Regions from separate parts of the Homo sapiens genome. Here region 2 is linked to region 1. A link is a contact called in ENCODE Hi-C data. All regions are on one chromosome and are shown on one strand. Each heading gives the region's core, a stretch centred on a gene start or an enhancer-like site at or near the end of the contact. The rest is flanking DNA. Distances are from core to core; before and after follow the strand shown.

Region 1 (4,796 bases), core at 1,497-3,996:
CAAAAAGTGAATAATTGAAAGCCTTTCTCCAAGAATTAATAATACATTAACATGTGAATAAAACATGTTTCTAAAGGAAATATAATTACTTTTATTCTGAGAGAATGACTTAAAGCATTCTCTTTACCTTAAATATTTATGTTAATTTAGCTTATTATCTTACTAAAATATTTTAACAAATTACTCAATGCAGGTTATGTTAATTCTAAAGCTACAGCTGTACAATTTAAATAACTAAAAAAGTTATTGTCACTTATGCTGCTTATAAGTAGGTGTCACCATTTTTAAATGAACACTTTAATCATCATAATTGTGTTAGTAATTTTGCTACTTATTGCCTGAAGCGCTTAAGTTGAAGATAGTTAGCCATGCCTTAGGGGTCTAGTGTAGTGCTATAAAGAGGAAATTAACTGAAAGATTGATTACTAAAAAAAGTCTGGGACTTGCTTATGTATTGAACATAGCAGTAGGTCACAGATATATTTCAAATTTAACTGTCAATTTTCATTAGTTTTAGTCTTCTTTTTGGCTTATAAATTAAATATAATGGTGATGAGATATTTAAAAAATTAATGTCTTATTCAAAATATATTTAAGCTACATCATTGTGGTGCAATTTATATGAGTCCAGTATGGGGATGCTCTGAATTACTGACGCCATGATAATCACTCAGTTATGGAAGAGGGAATACTTCATTTGCCAAAATAAAAAAGGTGACTACAGGCATAATTAGAAATTATTAATTGTTTGGGATAAACAAGTAGCCTAAGGGTGACCCAAAAGCCATTAGGCAAATTTCAAAAGCAATTAGGTGAGGTTATTATTTCACTGAGGTTGTGTAGTCATAGGTGGTATTTCTTAAGGAGTGGCAAGGGATAACAAGACTCAAAATGGCCTTGAAAGAATTTGATAAGAAGGAAACTATTTGAACTGAATCCCAGGTCTTTTTAATTGGTTTCTATGACCAAAGGCCCTAAAATCTGCATTTAGGAAGTTTCTTAATTCCCTAAAACTGGTTCATAGAATCACTACACAAATGCCAGCAACTGTCATTGTTAAAGAGAATTATTTTTAAAATGTCATCTTAAGCTACTTCATTTTGGAGGGGGCAATTCAGGTGAATTTGTTGGGGTACTTTTGAATAAATAAAAATTAAAAATAAGAGACTTAATTCCCCCATTGAGATAAAGAAAGGGACTTCTTCATCCTCATTTTTATTAGAGCATTTACTTTAGAAACCTTATCATTGTAAGTACATTCTCCTCTCTTCGAAATGTACAGAAATTATTTTGAAAACTAGATAGGTCTTTTGTCAACTTTATGACTCAGGAATACCTTTCAGAGCTTGGAAGCCATCTTTTTGAAACGCTGATATGGTTTGGCTCTGTGTCCCCACCCAAATTTCACCTTGAATTGTAATCACCATAATCCCCACCTATCAAGGGCGGGACCAGGTGGAGGTAATTGGCTCATGGGGGTGGTTTTCCGCCATGCTGTTCTCATGATAATGAGTGAGTCTCAGGAGATCTGATGGTTTTATAGCATCTGGCATTTCCCCTGCTTGCACTCACTCCATCCTGCTGCCCTGTGAAGAAGGTGCCTGCTTCTCCTTTGCCTTCCACCATGATTGTATCTTTCCTGAGGCCTCCTCAGCAATGCAGAACTGTGAGCCAATTAAACCTCCTTTTTTTATAAATTACCCAGCATCAGGTATTTCTCCATAACAGCATGAGAACAGACTAATATAAATGTTAACATAAAGGAAGACAGTGCTCCTATCTCCCAGTTTCTGTGGAAGGATAATAATCTAACTTTTGTGGGCACCTTGCTCCAATTTGCAAAGCTAAAGCTATGTTCTATCATAAAGGTATATGGTTTTGATTGTTTGTTTGTCTCTCTCGATATAGCCAATATGCTAACACAGATGGTCACCCCAATTACAAGGTAAAGTTAGGATGAACTGTGTGACAAAAGGTGCTGTCAGTCCTCTTACTTGACAACTAGTTATTGTTCATCTTGAAAAATGTATGTAATGGGTTACTTGATTATATAAGGGGTAGAGATTCCTTTCTGTCTTTGCAATCTCTTAATGGATTTCCTGTGATGTGCATCATATTATGGTGTAATGCTTTTTCAATAATAAAAGTGTTCTCTTTCTCTACTGTCTTTGTGGATAATTTCTGGGTTGAGAGAATATTTTGTTTTTAATTATATTTCTTCAACACTTGCAAGCCCAAAGCCTTTTTAGTTAATGTGGATATGTGAAATACACTGGTATAAGGATGTGTCAACAGTAGTGACTATGGGAAACAGGTCACTGTTAACAGCATGAAAATTCCATTTTTTAGCACTAGCCAATATAAATAAACAAAATTTTAGCTTATAGACTGACAGTCTGCAGTACTGCTTTATGTGTAGGCTGTGTTCTTGAAAATTTCACATATATATATACACACACACATACACACACACACACATAAAAGCCCATAAATTGTTTTTAATTTAAATAAATTGGTCTTCAGATATCTTGGGGGCAGCCACTTTTGCAGTTTCATATTTTTGTAATGCCAATCCAGCAGTACCAACATTATCTCATCTGTAAATTCAGATCTCTCTACATAAAACTAACAGAAACTCATTACTTAGTATACTGTGGTGAGAAACTTCCTGCCATACCAGCTCCTCTGCCTCCATTAAGGACCATTATGACAGACACACCACACAAAAGCACCCCGTCAGCTAGACTTGTTCCTGGAAATGGCCAGCCACAGAAAATCTTCAGTCTCTAACATTGAATAAGACTTCCTGTTTTGAAATATTCTGAAAATGCCGGCTCACCTAGTTCCAGCACACCAACTAATCTCAAATATACCTGAATAAGTCTCTGCTTCCACATCCCACTTTAATGTAATGCTCACCAATTAGAGACGCTTTCAGCATTTTTTTCTTTTTTACCAGGTAAAATTTACTCTCATTTCTAACATCCTTGTACCTCTGCTGAAATGAAAGTGATGACAGATGGGTTCTCTTCCTGCACATTTATGAATAATCAGCCTGTGTTAATTTTAACTTGGGTTCAGTTTTGTATTTGACAGTGTATGATGTATATTTACTTGTTTCTATCCTACACAGTGTAAAGGCTTTCCGAGGGCAAGAGTGTATATGCTTACATTTTTACTGCCTGACACTGCCTGGCACACTAGGAGATCCAATTTATATTGACTGGACAGATTCATGTGTCTTGATAAAGCTGTTAGTTAAAAAAGAATCCTTAGTTTTAATGGTAGTGTATTTTATGGAAGTAAACAAAGACCATCTGAATGAGAACAAGCAAAGTTTATTTATTCAGAGTTTTTAATTGCAAAGGAATCAGCCATCATTGCTTGCATTTTGGCAGACTCAAAGTGCAGCAGAAAAGTAGGGAAGCTTCATAGTTGAGAAGAGGAAAGGCTTCAACTATTATTCCCTGATTGGAGGCTGTTGTTGTGGGGTGGCTAACTAGAAGTGAAGCATCGATGGAATTGGTTAGAGGTGTATAACTGGCTTTCTCTAGTTGGTCCTAAGTTGGAAGCAGGGACAAAAATTATTAAAGTTGTCAGTTATTAATCAAGGCCTGGTCATTTGGGGTCAATTGTAATAGGAGTTATTGTTTGGCTTCCTGGATTTATTATTAGAGATAACATTCTGACTTCCTACAAGTCAGATGTGTAGCAAGCTGGCATCCTGTGCTGGTAGCTGCAAATTGTGGGTTAGGGTTCTATTTTTCTATATGGTCTGGCTTTCACTCATTTGTATATTCTGTCTCTCAATTCCTTCAGTAGCATCCTAGAAAAGACTCTATTGTTAGTTCATCCTTCTTATTGAGCAGATCTATCTTCCTTATCCAGACTCTAAAAGCTTTAGGGATCCCTATTGCCTAACAAAAAAAGTCAAAATCCTTTAGCCTGGCACAATCCAGACTCAAACCATCTTCTCGGCCTTTATAGCCTGCTGTTCTCTTCCATGCATCCAGCAATGTAAGCAAACTGGAGTCCTTTCTATTGCAAAATACAACTATGCTTTCTGGCTTTTGTGCCTTCAAATCAGCTCTCTCCTTTTTTTCTGATCTCTTCTCCATCCACTTTCCATCTCTGCCAATTCCTAGCTGAGAATCCCTGAAGGCCAAGTTGAAATGTATTTTCCTTTTCTGAACATTTCATAAAACTTCACTTTAAATGCTTTTCAGAGTAAAGTACTATGTAACTATAATATGTATACATTGCTTTTATCTATGTTAGAAAAATTATCTAAACCTTGAAAATAAGAAAAAATGTGAATAGCACATTTTTTCAGTGTCCCATGAAAGCAAAACATCATTTATGGGAATGTACATGATTACCTCACTATTTACCCAAGGTCTAAGACTTAAGAAAGGGAAGTTAGACTTTTAAACTGATTTTTTAAAAATTAGACTTTAACTTGTAGACTTTTTTAGAAAGATGAAATTAATTTCTCTCTTGTACGATATACAATTCCAAAATTTTATATCCCTTTCTATGAGTTTTGTCTCTAACCTGGTGATCTCAAATAATATTACTTACAAATAATTACTTTTCAAATGTTCTTTATATCAATTAAAACTTCTTATTAGGCCCGGCGCGGTGACTCACACCTGTAATCCCAGCACCTTGGGAGGCCGAGACGGGCGGATCATGAGGTCAGGAGTTCAAGACCAGCCTGGCCAACATGGTGAAACCCCATCTCTACTAAAAATACAAAAATTAGCCAGGCATGGTGGTGTGCACCTGTAATCCCA
Region 2 (4,796 bases), core at 667-3,166, 400 kb before region 1:
CTGGTTATTCTAATTAACAGTTCCTGTAATCTTTTATCATGGTTCTCAGCTTATTTGCATTGGGTTAGAACATAATCCTTTAGCTCAGCAAAGTTTGTCATTACTCAGTTTCTGATACCTACTTTTGTCAGTTCATCCATCTCAGCTTCAGCCCTGTTGTGTGCCCTTGCTGGAGAAGTGTTGAAATCATTTAAGGAGAAAAGGCATTCCAGCTTTTGGAATTTTCAGCGGTCTTGCATTGGTTTTTCATCATCTTTGCGGATTTATCTACCTTTAATCCTGAAGCTGTTGACCTTTGGATGGGATTTTTGTAGGGTCTTTTTTGTTAATGCTGTTGTTATTATTGCTTTCTGTTTTTTGTTTTTCTTCTAACAATCAGTCCCCTCTTCTGCAGATCTGCTGCAGTTTGCCCAAGGTCCACTCTAGACACTGTTCACCTGGGTATCATCAAAGGAGGCTGTAGAATAGCAAAGGTTGCTGCCTGCTCCTTCCTCTGGAAGCTTCATCCCAGAGGAGCACTGACCTGATGCCAGTCGGAACTCTCCTGCATGAGGTGTCTGGTGACCCCTGTTGAAAGGTCTCACCCAGTCAGCAGGAAAGGGATCAAGAACCCACTTAAGGAAGTAGTCTGGCTATCCGTTAGCAGAGCTGGTTCACTGTGCTGGGGAAGCCCCCTTGTCTGGATTGCTGGGACTCTTCAGATCCAGCACGTAGGAAAGATTAAGTTGGTTGAACCTGAGACCACAGCCGCCCCTCCCCACAGGTGCTCTGTCCTAGGGAAATGAGAGCTCTGTCTGTAAACTCCTGGCTGGTGTTGGTGGAATTCCTGCAAGGATGACTTGCCCAGTGGGGAGGGATGGATCCCAGTCCCACCTAAAGGAGCACTCTGGCCATGATCTGTTCCAGCGGCTGTGATGCACTGTGAAGACTGCTGCCCAGTCCAATCTGCCCAGCCTCCCTAGCACTCGTAGGGGAAAACCGCTGACTAGAGCTGCAGTAATGGCAGTCGCCCCTCCCCTGGGGAAGTCGGTCATCTTAGGCCTACACCAGGCTGCTATGCTGGCCTGTGGGGGGTACTAATCCAGTGGATCTAAGCTTGCAGGCTTCTGTTAGAGTGGACCTACTGAACAAGGCCATTTTGCTCCCTGGCTGGCTTCAGCCCCCTTTCCATGGGAGTGGATGGACTCCTGCCTCACTAGAGTTCCGAGAGCTGCTGGACTATGTAAAAACTCCTGCAGCTCAGTGCCTGCCCAAACAGCCTCCGACCAGAAAAGCAGCCGTGGGTCTGCCCAGTTTTGTGCTTGAGACCCAAGGCCCTGATGGTATATGCTCACGAGGGGATCTCCTGAGCCCTGGACTGCAAAAATCCTGGAAAAAATAGTACCCCGGGTGGGTAGCACAGTCCCTCACTGCCTCCCTTGCCTGAGGGAAGGAGGTCCCTTTGTCCGGTGTAGCTCCTGGGTGAACTGCCGTCCCACCCTGCTTTTCCTTGCTTTCTGTGTGTTGCACCAACTGCCTAGATAGTCCCAGTGATAGGATTTGGGTCCCTCAGTTTGAAATGCAAACATCACTCGCCCTGTGTGTTTTTCTCTGTGGGAGCTGCAGACTGGAGCTGTTTCTACTCAGCCATCATGGCTTTTTCTTTCTCCTTTTACTTACTGTTCTTCTGTGCATATTTCTTTTGTATAATCACACATTAATTCTACTACAGCCTGAGACTCCTTCTACAATCAGCTTTCATTCAGGGGATATTAAAAAGCAAAGGTGAAATTTCACCCTCAGTAAAAATGAAATGTTATGGCCATCTTAGGTAGTAAAAGGAAAGCATGCCAGGGATTAGACCGCAGGGTTCTTGCAGCACTATCTCCAATAAAAGGGAGATAGAGAGGGGAAAACATCGTGATGATACAGTAAGACAGTTTAAGCAGGAAATATGAACTATTTGGTTAATTCTTATGAGGAAATGAAAGAAGACTTGTGAGATTAAACTCCTTCAGTCATTGTGGTTCTTTGTGATCAGAGAAAGAAAAACTGAGAGATCAGGAAGAGAAGAGACAGATGGATAGAAGAAGTAGAGGGGCCACAGGAAACAAGGAAAAGAAACAGGCTGAGGTGTCAACCCACAGGACAATGTTTTGTCTTTTTCTTTTTTTTTTTTTCCTCCCACAGGAAGAAACTAAGTTCCAGTACTTGGATGCCAACTTGCTGACGACAAGGCACTTCCTTACAATGAGCCTGGAATTCTAAGCAGCAGTTTCACAATCTGTAATTGCACGTTTCTGCCCTTTACAATAAAGAAATACACAATTTCCTTTCATTTTTTAGTCTGAGGCTCTTTTCAATGCTGTAGGAAAGAACACAGGCTGTTACCTACGGCAGGTGATTCCTTTTCTGACTAGGAACTTGAGAGTAGGATCTCAGTAAACACTTGATTTATTGATGTGTAATAAACACAAGAAAGGAGGTGAACCGGTAGCACGCATGTTGAATTCTTTTTCTTATTGGTTGTGTGTAGTTTGAATCACAGGATCTGGTGCTAAAGACACTGAAGGAGATCCTATGTTTTCCAGATGTCTTCGACCCAGAAAGAAGTTAGTTCCTTTCTTTCAGCTTCTGTTAATCAAAGGAAGGGTAAAGAAAGGTAGAGGAAGTTATTTGTGTGAGACAAGCCTGGAAGTTGCAAAATGCACTCTGAAATCTTTCTCTTGATTCCAAGTTAATTGCCCGGATCATAAACATTCCTCCCAGAATCAGACCTGAGAGCCTCTGAATTGTTAACCTCTTTGCCATCTCTTATTGTGAATTATATCCTTGGTTTGTTTAAAGTGATTCCATTTTTACCCCTTTCTCTGGTCGAGGTACTGACTACTTTAATGCAATATTTCATAGGTAACTATCACATTTGTGTGGTTGTTGCTGTTGTTGTTTTTAAGTGGTCTCCCTCTCTCCAGGACTTAACTCTCCGATCCATTCTGCACACAACTTTTGGGTCTCCTGTCTTATATAACGAAGCTGAAAAAGCCTAAGAGATAGTCATGAGTTACTTAGGCAGCTAGTATTCCAGCAGGTCATAACGCTTCTTTGGCTTCATTCTCCTCATAGGAAAAGGGAGAAATTGAACCAGATCAGTGGATTCTAAACCTTATAAAATATCACAGTAATCTGTAGTCATATAAAAATGTCTGATGACTACCCCCTTCCTCACCCTGAATAGCTCAATCTTAAATATCCTGCAGGCATTTATTGCCATTTGAAGATCTGCAGATAATTCTTATGAAACTGGCCTGGCATAGGTTTGTCTGCATATTAGTGTCATTAGGAAGGTTGATCAGTTAGTTAACTCTCTCTGCTTACCTGCTAGTGATCTATTAATGTAATTAACTTTGCTCATGGACATACAGTGGCACCTTATTGCCTTTCTTAAAAAAAATCTGAACTTTCAGACAAGTTTCTCTACCTTCTGAAACATGTGTATTCATTTTTTCCATTAATTCCTGTAAAGCATGATTTCAGCTTCATAAAAAATTACTGTATTTACTTCAGTCATATTTTCTTGTTGTTGAGTTTCTTTATTCCTTTGATTCTCCCTATAGATCAATTGTATCCGGGTTTTATATCTCACCTCATAACATTTAACTTAAGCTCAGAATCAAGGGATCATTAGATAATAGATAGGAGAAATTGAAAGCCACTAGTCAAAAACAAGTCATGGTCTGATAATTATAGACAAACAAGTGTAGACAGCTATTGTTACCTTAAACTCCTGAGGAATTGTATCCTATAATGTGTTTAAGCATTACATCACCTTACGTGGAACCAAAACTGTGGTCCTGATGAGTTTTTTTCCTCTAATTGATTCCTTCCATTTTTATTAACACTGCAGCTTTCATTCAGTGATTATTATAATAATAAAAAATAATCTATAATAACGGTTTCTTTGAAAAATACTTACCGTATGATAGCTATTTCATGCACTCTCTCTGATTTAATATTTAAAACCAATCAATACAGTTGTGCTATTATTGCCATATTATAATTGAAGGGGAAACTTAGAGAATGCCTTCAAAATATGCTTTAGGTCAAAAGTCTGTTGAGAGGAGTGATTTCAGGTTGGCATGCTTCTCAAACTCTGCCATTAATCTACCTTTCTGCAAACATCTTCAAATACTTGCCCTGAGTCTGATCACTCCCACTTCAGTCTTGGCTTCACATTTCTATTCCTTCTAAAGCCCAGCTCTCCCAGTTTTGTGGTTACATGAGACGCTCTCAAGCCTTTGTGCTTCTTCCCACACTGCTCTCTGCCAGGAGACCAACCCCCAGTTGTCCAAGGGATAAATTCCTACTAGTCCTTCCAGATTCAGTGCCAAGCCCTCTCTTCTCTGGAGAGCTATCTTCCACCTGAGACATTGTTTACTTATGGTTTTCTTAAGCATCTCATTATTTACATTCTTATGTTTCATTTTACTTATTTGCATATCTATCCACTTGATTGCAAGCTTTAAAGTGTACGAACATGTTTCCAAAATGGTACCCCCAACACTAGGAGAATAAGTTAAGAATTAATGATCATTAAATATTCCTGAAAGGGGCCAGGCGCAATGGCTCATGCCTGTAATCACAGCAGTTTGGGAGGGCATGGTGGGCAGATCACCTGAGGTCAGTCATTCGAGACTAGCCTGGCCAACATGGTAAAACCCTGTCTCTACTAAAAATACAAAAAAATTAGCCAGGCATGGTGGCGCATGCCTGTAATCCCAGCTACTCGAGAGGCTGAGCCAGGAGAATTCCTTGAACCT

The links. A loop is a pair of places that touch in the nucleus more often than their neighbours do. Pooled maps may share reads with other maps.
Region 2: a loop to region 1 is called in a pooled map, with 2.4 times the contacts of the local background. The contact joins two enhancer-like sites. A Hi-C loop is called at or near these places in 1 of 168 maps with a recorded cell type or tissue (naive thymus-derived CD4-positive, alpha-beta T cell) and 8 of 50 pooled maps.

The regions. Positions count from the first base shown.
Region 1 is chr11:104,703,926-104,708,721 of GRCh38, reverse strand. No RefSeq gene overlaps it. Among named protein-coding and RNA genes, the nearest start is that of LINC02552, 97 kb to the right of the region's middle. RefSeq lists enhancers at 2,782-2,901, 2,912-3,041. Within about 2 kb of position 2,746, at least 13 of the 41 ENCODE cell types and tissues checked have a DNase peak (open chromatin) inside an H3K27ac peak, as active enhancers do.
Region 2 is chr11:105,107,956-105,112,751 of GRCh38, reverse strand. No RefSeq gene overlaps it. Among named protein-coding and RNA genes, the nearest start is that of CARD18, 29 kb to the left of the region's middle. Within about 2 kb of position 1,916, at least 3 of the 41 ENCODE cell types and tissues checked have a DNase peak (open chromatin) inside an H3K27ac peak, as active enhancers do.